Linked DNA regions of Homo sapiens: region 2 is linked to region 1. A link is a contact called in ENCODE Hi-C data. All regions are on one chromosome and are shown on one strand. Each heading gives the region's core, a stretch centred on a gene start or an enhancer-like site at or near the end of the contact. The rest is flanking DNA. Distances are from core to core; before and after follow the strand shown.

Region 1 (4,695 bases), core at 1,011-3,510:
CATTATGTCCTCCTGGGCAGAGAGTGGACAACTTAGAGGGATCATATGCTAGCTTGGGGTCCTGACCGTGGTCTCCAATGCAGGAAGAGGCGTGTGCAGAGAACAGCATGTGTGAAAACAATCCCCAGCCAGACTAGCTGGATCTGCTCTTAATTTAGGCAAGCACTGACTCCTAGAGCTGGACTTGCTTTCTCCCAATTCAGGCACATTCTGTCACTGCAGAGATGTCACAGCATCAGATGAGATGGGGGTTGGACATCCACAGGAACTCTGCCTGATGAGTATCTTGGTCCCCAAATACCTGACCAAAGGGACTTGGGCTTAGTGAGGGAGATAGAGATAACATTACCCTGGAATCCCTCTAGCTTGGTACTGGTCCCCAACTATTTACAAGAAGGGTTTTACAAACACCACAAAGTGTAGCATTGCTTGGCCATGCATGGGCAGAGAGGCTGGTCCCAGGTGGGCTCTGATAGGGGCTTGCTTGTTCTTCTACCAGTCAGCCCAGAGAGGGGAAGTGTGCAATATTCTTCTCCCTAGATGGTCATCCGTTCTATGCAGAAGGTAAACTGGCTCCAGGAAATAACAACTTTATTTGCAATCAAGCCCATGAGGCCTCCTGGAATGGCTTCTCCTTCCTGATTTGCTAAAGTAAGTTGGATCACATGGGGCCGAGAATGAGGCCCACCCAATGAACAAACTCCATTTGAGTCCTGTAGGTGAGTGGCAGTGTCCCCTTGGTGGCTCAGGAGTTAGACCCAGTGACTACTCCCAGCCTGTGGAGAGACGAAGGGGAGAACTCTTTGTTTACACAATGGGGTGGGATTCTCTATCTGCCTGCAGAAATGAGGTGGTGGGGCTCTGAGTTAGGTGACAGTAATGCCAGTTCTGATGCTTTTGAAGCTCTCATCAACTCTCCCCAAGTTGAGAAGGTTCCATCTGTCTCCAGCAGGGCAGTGTGACAGGAAGAGCATGAAACTCAGAATCATAAGATCTAGGTTTGGTCTTGTGTTTATTAGCTGTGGGTCTTGAGGTGAATTTCATGATCTGGATGGGGAGCCCGTGATGCATAGGATCTGCTCTGGAAAACGAGTTGAATTCAATAGTTATGCTCATCTTCTTTGGCTCCTGTCGAGAGTTTGGTGGGGGCTGATAAAGGAAGGTCCCCTTCTGCTTTTGTTTTTCCTCGGTCTCATGCCATCTGATACTAAGTTTTCTTACTCTTATCCTCCTTTTCTTGACTTTCCACAGAAGATTTTGTCACTGAGTTTAATAAACTTTAAAAACACAGCAGTCAGAAAAGTTCCTCTCTTTTTCCCATCTTCAGAGTCCTATTTGCCTGCTGCCGAGGTCGGGGGCAAGCTTCAATAAGCCCAATCAACACAGCCTGCCTCTCGGCTTCCCTGCTTCTGCGTCACACTGAGAGGCTGGAGGGAAGGATAAGCCTGTTTCCAGGGATGATCACCAGCACCCTGAAAAGTCTTACAAAATCAATCAGAGAGCAATTTACAGAAAAATTCCCTGCCTTCGGGTGCCTTCCTTTGAGAAGGGCTTCAGGGATGGATGGCCAAGGTCAACTCCAGGGGCCATGGCGTCTTCTCACATCCCTCTGGGCTACATTTGCTGGTTTTAATGACACAAAGGATGGGTCCCCTTTTCTCCAGGCCCATGTAGACGTGGAAGGGGCCCGCTGGTCACCTTCTGCCTAGATCACAGCAGCTCCCCACAGCTAATCCAACCTGATTCCTTTTATTGCTAGAGGTGACGTCAGGGGTGGAAAGGTTCGGCTGTGTCCCAAGATCCCAGAGGGTGTGTGCACGCATGTGTGTATGTGTGTGTGTGTTTGCGTGTACATATGTATGTGTGAGAAGAGGGGAGACGCAACTGCAGCTCTGGCCAGGTAGGAAAACCAGCATTGAGGAACTGACCACCACAAATTGGGGGGATCCCATCTCATTTTTGGATCAAATTGCACTTCTGTAGCTCACACAAGAAAAACTGCTTCCATGCCTTGGAGGGGAAAGAAAATGAGGAAAGTCCACTTTTTCTCCTTGCAGGCCCAGAAGGCCTGAGAACGTGGTTTAAATTATTCTAGTCACAGGCAGGCTATTCAAATAAAATAGAATTTCAAACCACACGGGGCTTGTTGAGACATTCAGGCTGCTGGGGTGTGTGAAAGGCAGGGGGCTGGGGTGGTGTCAGCCGCCACTCTGCCGTGCTCTTTATTACCAGCGGCTGCAATGCCAGACACATCCGCGGGTGTCTCAAAGCCGAGGCGGATTCGAGCAGGTCTGACAGCAAGTGAGCACATGAAAGCCACTGCAAGCCTTCCCTCCCCGGTGGCAACTTTAATTATTTGAACTGGAGCTCAGAAAAATAAAAATAAAAATAACATCAGAATATATTGTAAGTGGCTCCCCAGTTTCCTGCAGAGAAGAGCTTGTGGCGGAGAGGAGGAACACAAAAAGAAAACCAAAACCACAGCGTTCTTTCTTGTTTGTGGCTGGGCGAGGCAGAGGTCTTTAAATATTCATGCCCCGTGTGTAACTGTGCAGAGAGATAGGAGGCAGCCGTGGTAGTCAGCAAGAGCAGGCTGCAGGAGCCTGGAGGGAGGAGGTGGGAGTGGGGCAGGCTTCTGGAATGCCCTGGAAGTTAGATTGGCACAAAGGCACACTGTGGCTATGCCTCCATCATGGGGGGCTCCTGACCTGGTTTCATATGCTCTCCCACCCGCTTCTCTTCTCCCCCGCCTCCATCATTTCTCATCCCTTTTCTGACTCATCTTTCTAAAAGACAAGTGACATCACGCTATTTGGGGCCACAGACAGGAGGAAAACTCTCTGCATGGGCTCAGAATGAATTTCAGTCACAATTGGCAAGCACACCTACGGCCAATAGCTCTGAAGTTTCAGTGCACCTCCAAATCACCAAGGATAGGGTTTAAAAATGCAGAGCCCTGGGCCCCACTCTTCGCGATGTCATTCAGTAGGTCCAGGGTGGGGCATTTGTTACATTTTCCAGGTGAATGTGACTGGTGAAACACAGAACTACTGGTTAACTCACTTTCTAGACTTTGCAGGAAATTCTTGAAGATGACACCAGTTCTTCTCTGGGAATCCACTGATGATTGTGGTGTCTTGAGATAGTGTACGATGACTTTAACTTCCCGGAGACCAGGACTGAGCTGGGTTTGAAGAAGGTCCTTCGTGGTAGGCATCAGCCTCAGGGCTCAGCTGGACCAGTCGCCAGTCCCTGTAGGCCTGATGCTCATCAGAGTCCTGTCCCCAAAACTCTGCCTAGTGTCCATCTTTCTGCACTCGGGCCCCATAGGCAACAGAGGCCCCTGTAGGGTTGGTGGGGTTTGAAAGCCCTGAGTGAACCTCACATAGTCCCCCAGAGAAATGCAATATCCATTTTTTTCTGCCACTGGGGTTTAGCCCGCCCGGGAGGAGGAAATCAACTTCCTGCATTCTGCATTTAGGATTCACATAAAATAAATGGTAGGGCTTACAAATCTAGAAATGCATATTTCTATTTTGGTTATTTATTTTCCTGATAAAAACATTTCTCCCAACATTGGGAATTCAAAGACCCATCAGCATTAGACAAATGGTCTGAAAACCTGAATGTGAAATCATATGAATATATATAAATATAAATAATGTGAGTGTGGAATGGACTTATTCCCTTCCTTTCATTATGCCTGCTGAGCCAAGTTCTGGAAAAGGGCAGGGAATAGCAGAAACAGCCCAGAGCAAATTAGACTGCAGGAAAAATAAAACAGGCCAGTAAAACGAAACACCTGTTTAAGCTATTGATCAACTCAAAGGTTATTAGAGAAATGATGAAGTATTAGAATAATATCATTTGTACCTTGACATTTCTTTTTCTGAAATTTGGCTCATATTAAACCCAGCGAAGAGTAAATTTAAAGACCAAATGCTCTTAAGGATCCTCCCGTCCTCTCCGGTGGGCCAACCATCTGTCTTCATTTATATGTTCTCTCAAAAAGCCTTCCTTTCTAGGTACCTGCTCTCAGACACCTGAGAAATATCAGCAATGACTGTGTAATTCCACCATCTGCATGAGATAGCATGGTTTCTCAAACACAATTTAATTTAATGAATCTATTTATTTGTGCTCAGAATTCTTCCAAAAAGGATTTAAGGTGGTTCACAGAGATACATAAAATCTAGTAGGATAGCATAGCCTAGAAGAGGGTGAGAAGGAAGTGGCGAATGTCGAGTTATAAAATCAAACCAGGAGTAAGCTGCTACAAATTGCATATCACAAAGTCCCATTTGCTTGCCAAGTGGAGCCTTGGTTTTAATTTAACCACTCCTCGGATTAAAAAATCATTTCTACATCTTTTCCATTCTTATTTGTTTTCTGTCTGTGAGTTTTTATTTTATGAGAAACTCGAGGGGCTTGATTCTGCCTGCATCCCTTAGCAGGGGCAATCCTGTTGTCTGTCCCTCTGCTGGCCACAGAACCACCACCCTGGGATTTCTATTAGCCACAGAAGGAGAAGTGAATCTGGTCAGTTTCACAATGTCTACAACTTGACAGGAAACAAATTGCTCAGAGGGTGCATAGCTATTCCTGAAACTGAGCCAGACAGGAATTTCTCCTGTGAGTGTCCAGAACGAGATGACTGGCCAAACCCAAACTACGTGTAGGTTTTCTACTACACGC
Region 2 (4,695 bases), core at 1,525-4,024, 1.0 Mb after region 1:
GCTCCCAGGTGACTGGCTTCAAGGCTCAAGGCAGGACCCTGGGTCCCACAGTGCCACCTGCAGATGTTGGTGATAAGAGAAAGAGAGGCTCTCTGTGGAAGGGGCTGAACTTTGTGGGCAGACTTGGCACCAAGCAAAAGGAATAAACAGAGAGCTGAAGTTTCACCCAGGGGAGGATGAGGGCTCCATACAGATTTGCAGAGACTTGGCGCAGTTGCTTTAGCCAGATAATCACACAGGAGCTAATTAGCCCCTTCCTTCCCAGCTCAGCCCTCTGGGGCAGCAGGATGCTCAGTGGAGAAGAGAAACCCATTAATTACTTTATCAGGAAGTGCTGATAAGAACCCAAAAAAGGTATTGCTCTAAGGCTCTGAGCTAATTAAAGAAGGCTGCAGGGTGAAGGGATGTGTCTCACCCAGGGAAAGCAGAGCACACACTTTGATCTTGAGCCCCATAGCCCCAGACTGAGCGCAAGAAAGGGCTTCTGGGCCCCCAGGGAAACTTCACCCTTGCAGGTTCAGCAACCCCAAGACTGGGATCATTATGAATGAGGAGTCTGCTGGCAGTCAGGCCAGCTCAGCCTGGGGATGAGGGGTTCTGAAGGAGGCAGTCGGGGTCTCTCCCCCAAGATGCCACACAAATAGCATCACTGGAATGTGATGTAAGGGTGTGCATCTTCTGACTAGTATTATTATCATACCCATTTTTTCAGGGAGGAAAACAGGGCTCAAATAACATACAGTGTCCAGTCAGGGATCATTCAAGTAGGAAGAGGCAGAAACACAACTTGAACCCAGATCTCCAACTGGAAATCCATGTTATTAGCATCACGCTGTGATAGTATTCTGCAGGGTCTGAAGGTGTCGCTTCCAGCCAGGCAGGCCTGGGTTCCAGTCCTGGGATCCTTCTTTTCTTAGCTCCTAAAGCTAATTCCTTCCTTTCTCAGAATGCTTGTTTCCTCATCACGGCAGCAAGGCTAATCACACCCACTCAAATGGTTATCAGGAGGAGTATATGAGGCAAGATGACATGTGCCAACCACCTAGGACAGAACCTGGCAGCCATTAGTTTCAGTCTCCAGTGCACAATTTGCAAACTGGTTTTTAACTGCAAAAATTTTAGTTCAAATATAATCTTACAAAGATACCCAATATGCAAAGAGCTAAAACTGAAACTTCTCTGAAGGAAGGGTGATGGGTGGCTCAGCACCCCACCCACTCTGGCCCCTCTCCCACCAGCAGAGGCTCTGTTGAACACTCAGAATTTCTCAGAGCACAGTCAGGCAACCTGGATCTGGGGGAAGAAGAATGCTCTGAGATCTCAAAGGACTCTGAACACATGCCCCAGATTAAGACAAATGATATCCTTTTGTTGCACAGAGGACATTAACGATATCCTTTTGTTGCCAGAGTGGGTGGGGAGCTGAACCACCCAACAATGATAACATTGTTTCGCTGGATATTTATCAAATGGCCTAGAGAGGGTGGAATGCCTTTGGTAAGCAGGTATCCAAAGACAATAGCATAGGTCATACTGAAACCTATGTCCCAGGATGTAAGATGTTATGAGTATAAACCCTGATTCCTCTGAAGACATTGGAGAGATGCAACCGTCATCCTTGTAGTACCCGAAACATGGTATTCTGGGAGGTTGGGATTGAGGGGATGGAAAAGGGCCATTTGTCGTGGACTCTTCCTTTGATGAACTCATTTGGAATTACTATAGAAGACACCATACCCCATGGATACACGGTTTCCTGCTCCGGCCCCTCCTCTGCTAGCTTGGCTACTCAAAATCCAACTAATATTGACTGAATGTCTGCATGCCTGCTATGTATCTGGAACTCCTGAGGCACACTCGGGTCTTACTTCATTGAATCTTCAAAACTGTCCAGCAATTCAGAGACTCTTACCACAGTTTACGGTTGTGAAACTGAGGCTCAAAGCAGTTTGGGACATTAGTCCTGGACTTGCAGCTATTGAGAGGACAGGGTTCAAACCTAGCTTCACCCAAGGCCAAGTCCAGTGCTCTTCCAAGCCCCCTCCATGAAGCTTTCCAGAGAAATCCTAGCTGTGCCCAGCCATTCTAGATACTGTCCGGGAGGACACCTTAGAAGCTTAGGACAGCCTGGGTGATTCAGCCTAGAAGAACACACTAGGAGAATGGTGAGAGACCTGTGTTCTTGTCCGTTCTAATTTTAACCCGGTAGGTCCCTTCTCTAGATGTAGTTTTCTCATCTGTAAAGCTGAGAGAGTGGCTTTCTAAACCACTTCCTGTTCTGCATCTCCTCCCCATGACTGCCTGTGTACATCTGAAAGCAATGGTTCTGGGGCCTGAGTCTCAGTCTGATGTGTTTACATGTCCCTGGTTTCTTTCGGCCTGTTCCCCAAGAACGGTCTCCAGGCCCGCGCCCTCAGTGCCCCTGAGCTGCAGCTGCTTGCCTGGCCTCCCAGCCCCAACTGCACCTGTCCAGCCCGTGCTCTGGGGAAGTTAGCAAGGAATCAGGACCCTGGAAGGTGGCACAGGCTCAAGGTGGCTGCAGAGGAGGCAACTACAAGTGCTGCTGAGGGACCTCCTCCCGGCAGCCCTCCAGAATTACTGCTCCCCAAAGTAACTCTCAGGTTGTTTTAATGAAAGATAAATGCATGCTACCCTGTGCTCAGTTTTTATTTTCTAGAATGTGTGGAACAGTGAGGGAATTGTAACATCTTTTTTGTTTTGTTTTGTTTTTGAGTCAGAGTCTCACTCTGTCACCCATGCTGGAGAGTGCAGTGGTGCGATCTTGCCTCACCGCGACTTCCGGCTCCCGGTTCAAGTGATTCTCCTGTCTTAGTCTTCCGAGTAGCTGGGATTACAGGCAGGCACCACCACGCCCAGCTAATTTTTGTATTTTTAGTAGAGACAGGGTTTCACCAAGTTGGCCAGGCTGGTCTCAAACTCTTGACTTCAGGTGATTCATCCACCTCGGCCTCCCAAAATTCTGGGATTACAGGCGTCAGCCACCACACCCGGCCTGTAACATCATTTTTTAAAAATCAAACACACAGTGAGGTGGTGTCACAACTCCTCAGATGGCTGAGAATTGTTAGGAAATGCAACCCTGTGGCTCAGACTCCACACTCAACTGCTCTCTGGAAGCATCACCTGTGCCCAACCTCACCTCAGTAGCGGAGAATTGCTGGATCAGTATACAGACTAGCGGAGTGGTTGGGAGAGTAGGAGCCGCTCTGAAGGGATCAAGCCTCAACTGGATGCAGGAATTCCGGTGGTTTATTAGCAAGAGAAGGCACTTGGAGGTGCAAGGAGTGCAATACTGAACAAAACAGCCACAGTCCTTACCCTCGTGGAGCTTAGAGTTGTCAGGGAAGGATATGGACAGTAAACAGGTAAAGTAATAAATATATATGTAATCTAAAATTGAGAAAATGCTACAAAGGTCAGAAGCAGAGTGTGTGATGGAGAATAAGGGTGTTTTTGGGTTGGAGAGAGGGACTTCCACTGAAGCAATGTTGTCAAGGATGATCCATTTGAAGGGGTAACATGTAAGCTGAGAGCTGAAAGTCAAGGAATCAACTGGGCTACAAACTGGAAAAAGAGCCAGAGGCAAGGCCAAAGGCCCCAAAAGAGGGTTCAGCAAACATTCGGTGCAGGGCCAGATAGTAAATACCTTTGGCTTCATGGTCCATCAATCTCTGTCATGCCTGTGTTCCAATAAAACTTTATTTATAAAACAGAAGCAGGAAGTATTCTGCCAATTCCTGCCCTGAAACAATAAAGCATGCATTGTGTGTTAGGAAAGAATGAGGCTGGCTAGCCGGGCCAGGGAGGAAGGGGAGGGTTTCAAGGTGAGGTGGAAAAGACAGGAGTGAGGTCATGGAAGGCTTTGTAGAACATGGAAAAGACTTCGGATTTATTGTAAAAAGCCACTGCAGGGTTTTAAAGCAGCCAAGAGACATGACTTGATTTATACTGTGAAAGATTACTCTGGTTACTGTGTAAAGAAAGAACTGGAGAGAGGAAAGGGAGGAGGCAGGAAGACCCTCTTGGAATCTACTGTAATAGCCATGGGAGAGATGCTGGTGACCCGCTATCTGGTGGAGATAGAGAAAGGCAGATGGCTTGAAGATCCAATTTGGAGATTACATCCATAGGACTTGCTGATGATCACATGTGGCAGAGGAAGAGCCAGTCCTCAAATATGGCCTTCAGGATTCTGGCTTAAGCAAGTGGGTGAATTTACTGAACTGTAGAAGATAGGAAACAGAGGGGCTAGGTCAGGGGATAGACTCAAATACGGAAACCAGAACTTCAGTTTCAGAAACACTAAAGTTGAGATGCTTGTGAGACATGTAAGTGTCGAGGTCCAGTAAGCAAATCTGATCAGGATCTGAGAGGCAGGGCATATGGGGCTTATAGGACACGCCTCCTTCCTCAGCTTGGCCCCATTTTCCCCTAGGCTCAGTTGTTGCCCTGATTCCTAGCTGGAGCAGCCCCACCGTGGTATGATGACCTCCCGGTGGTTATGAACCTCGCTGCCACTGCTATGGCCTCACCTTTCATTGCTGACTGAGCCCCACAGATGAGGGCCAGGCTTCATCAAGCCTTCCATGGCGCCTTCCCTGTCAGGGGCCTCAGTGGCTCCAGAGCCCATGTCCAACCATCTGAACTTAGGCATCTCTGACTTCTCTGGTGGCT

What was found. A loop is a pair of places that touch in the nucleus more often than their neighbours do. Pooled maps may share reads with other maps.
Region 2: a map with no recorded cell type shows a loop between it and region 1 (17-fold over the local background). The contact joins two enhancer-like sites. A Hi-C loop is called at or near these places in 2 of 37 single-sample maps with no recorded cell type and 6 of 50 pooled maps.

What each region holds. Positions count from the first base shown.
Region 1 is chr2:29,312,656-29,317,350 of GRCh38, forward strand. The region is part of intron 8 of ALK (ALK receptor tyrosine kinase); the gene reads right to left. Among named protein-coding and RNA genes, the nearest start is that of CLIP4, 200 kb to the left of the region's middle. Within about 2 kb of position 2,261, at least 6 of the 41 ENCODE cell types and tissues checked have a DNase peak (open chromatin) inside an H3K27ac peak, as active enhancers do.
Region 2 is chr2:30,334,962-30,339,656 of GRCh38, forward strand. No RefSeq gene overlaps it. Among named protein-coding and RNA genes, the nearest start is that of LINC01936, 9.3 kb to the right of the region's middle. RefSeq lists enhancers at 1,029-1,078, 1,099-1,198, 1,289-1,348, 2,289-2,478, 2,859-3,098 and 1 more. Within about 2 kb of position 2,775, at least 9 of the 41 ENCODE cell types and tissues checked have a DNase peak (open chromatin) inside an H3K27ac peak, as active enhancers do.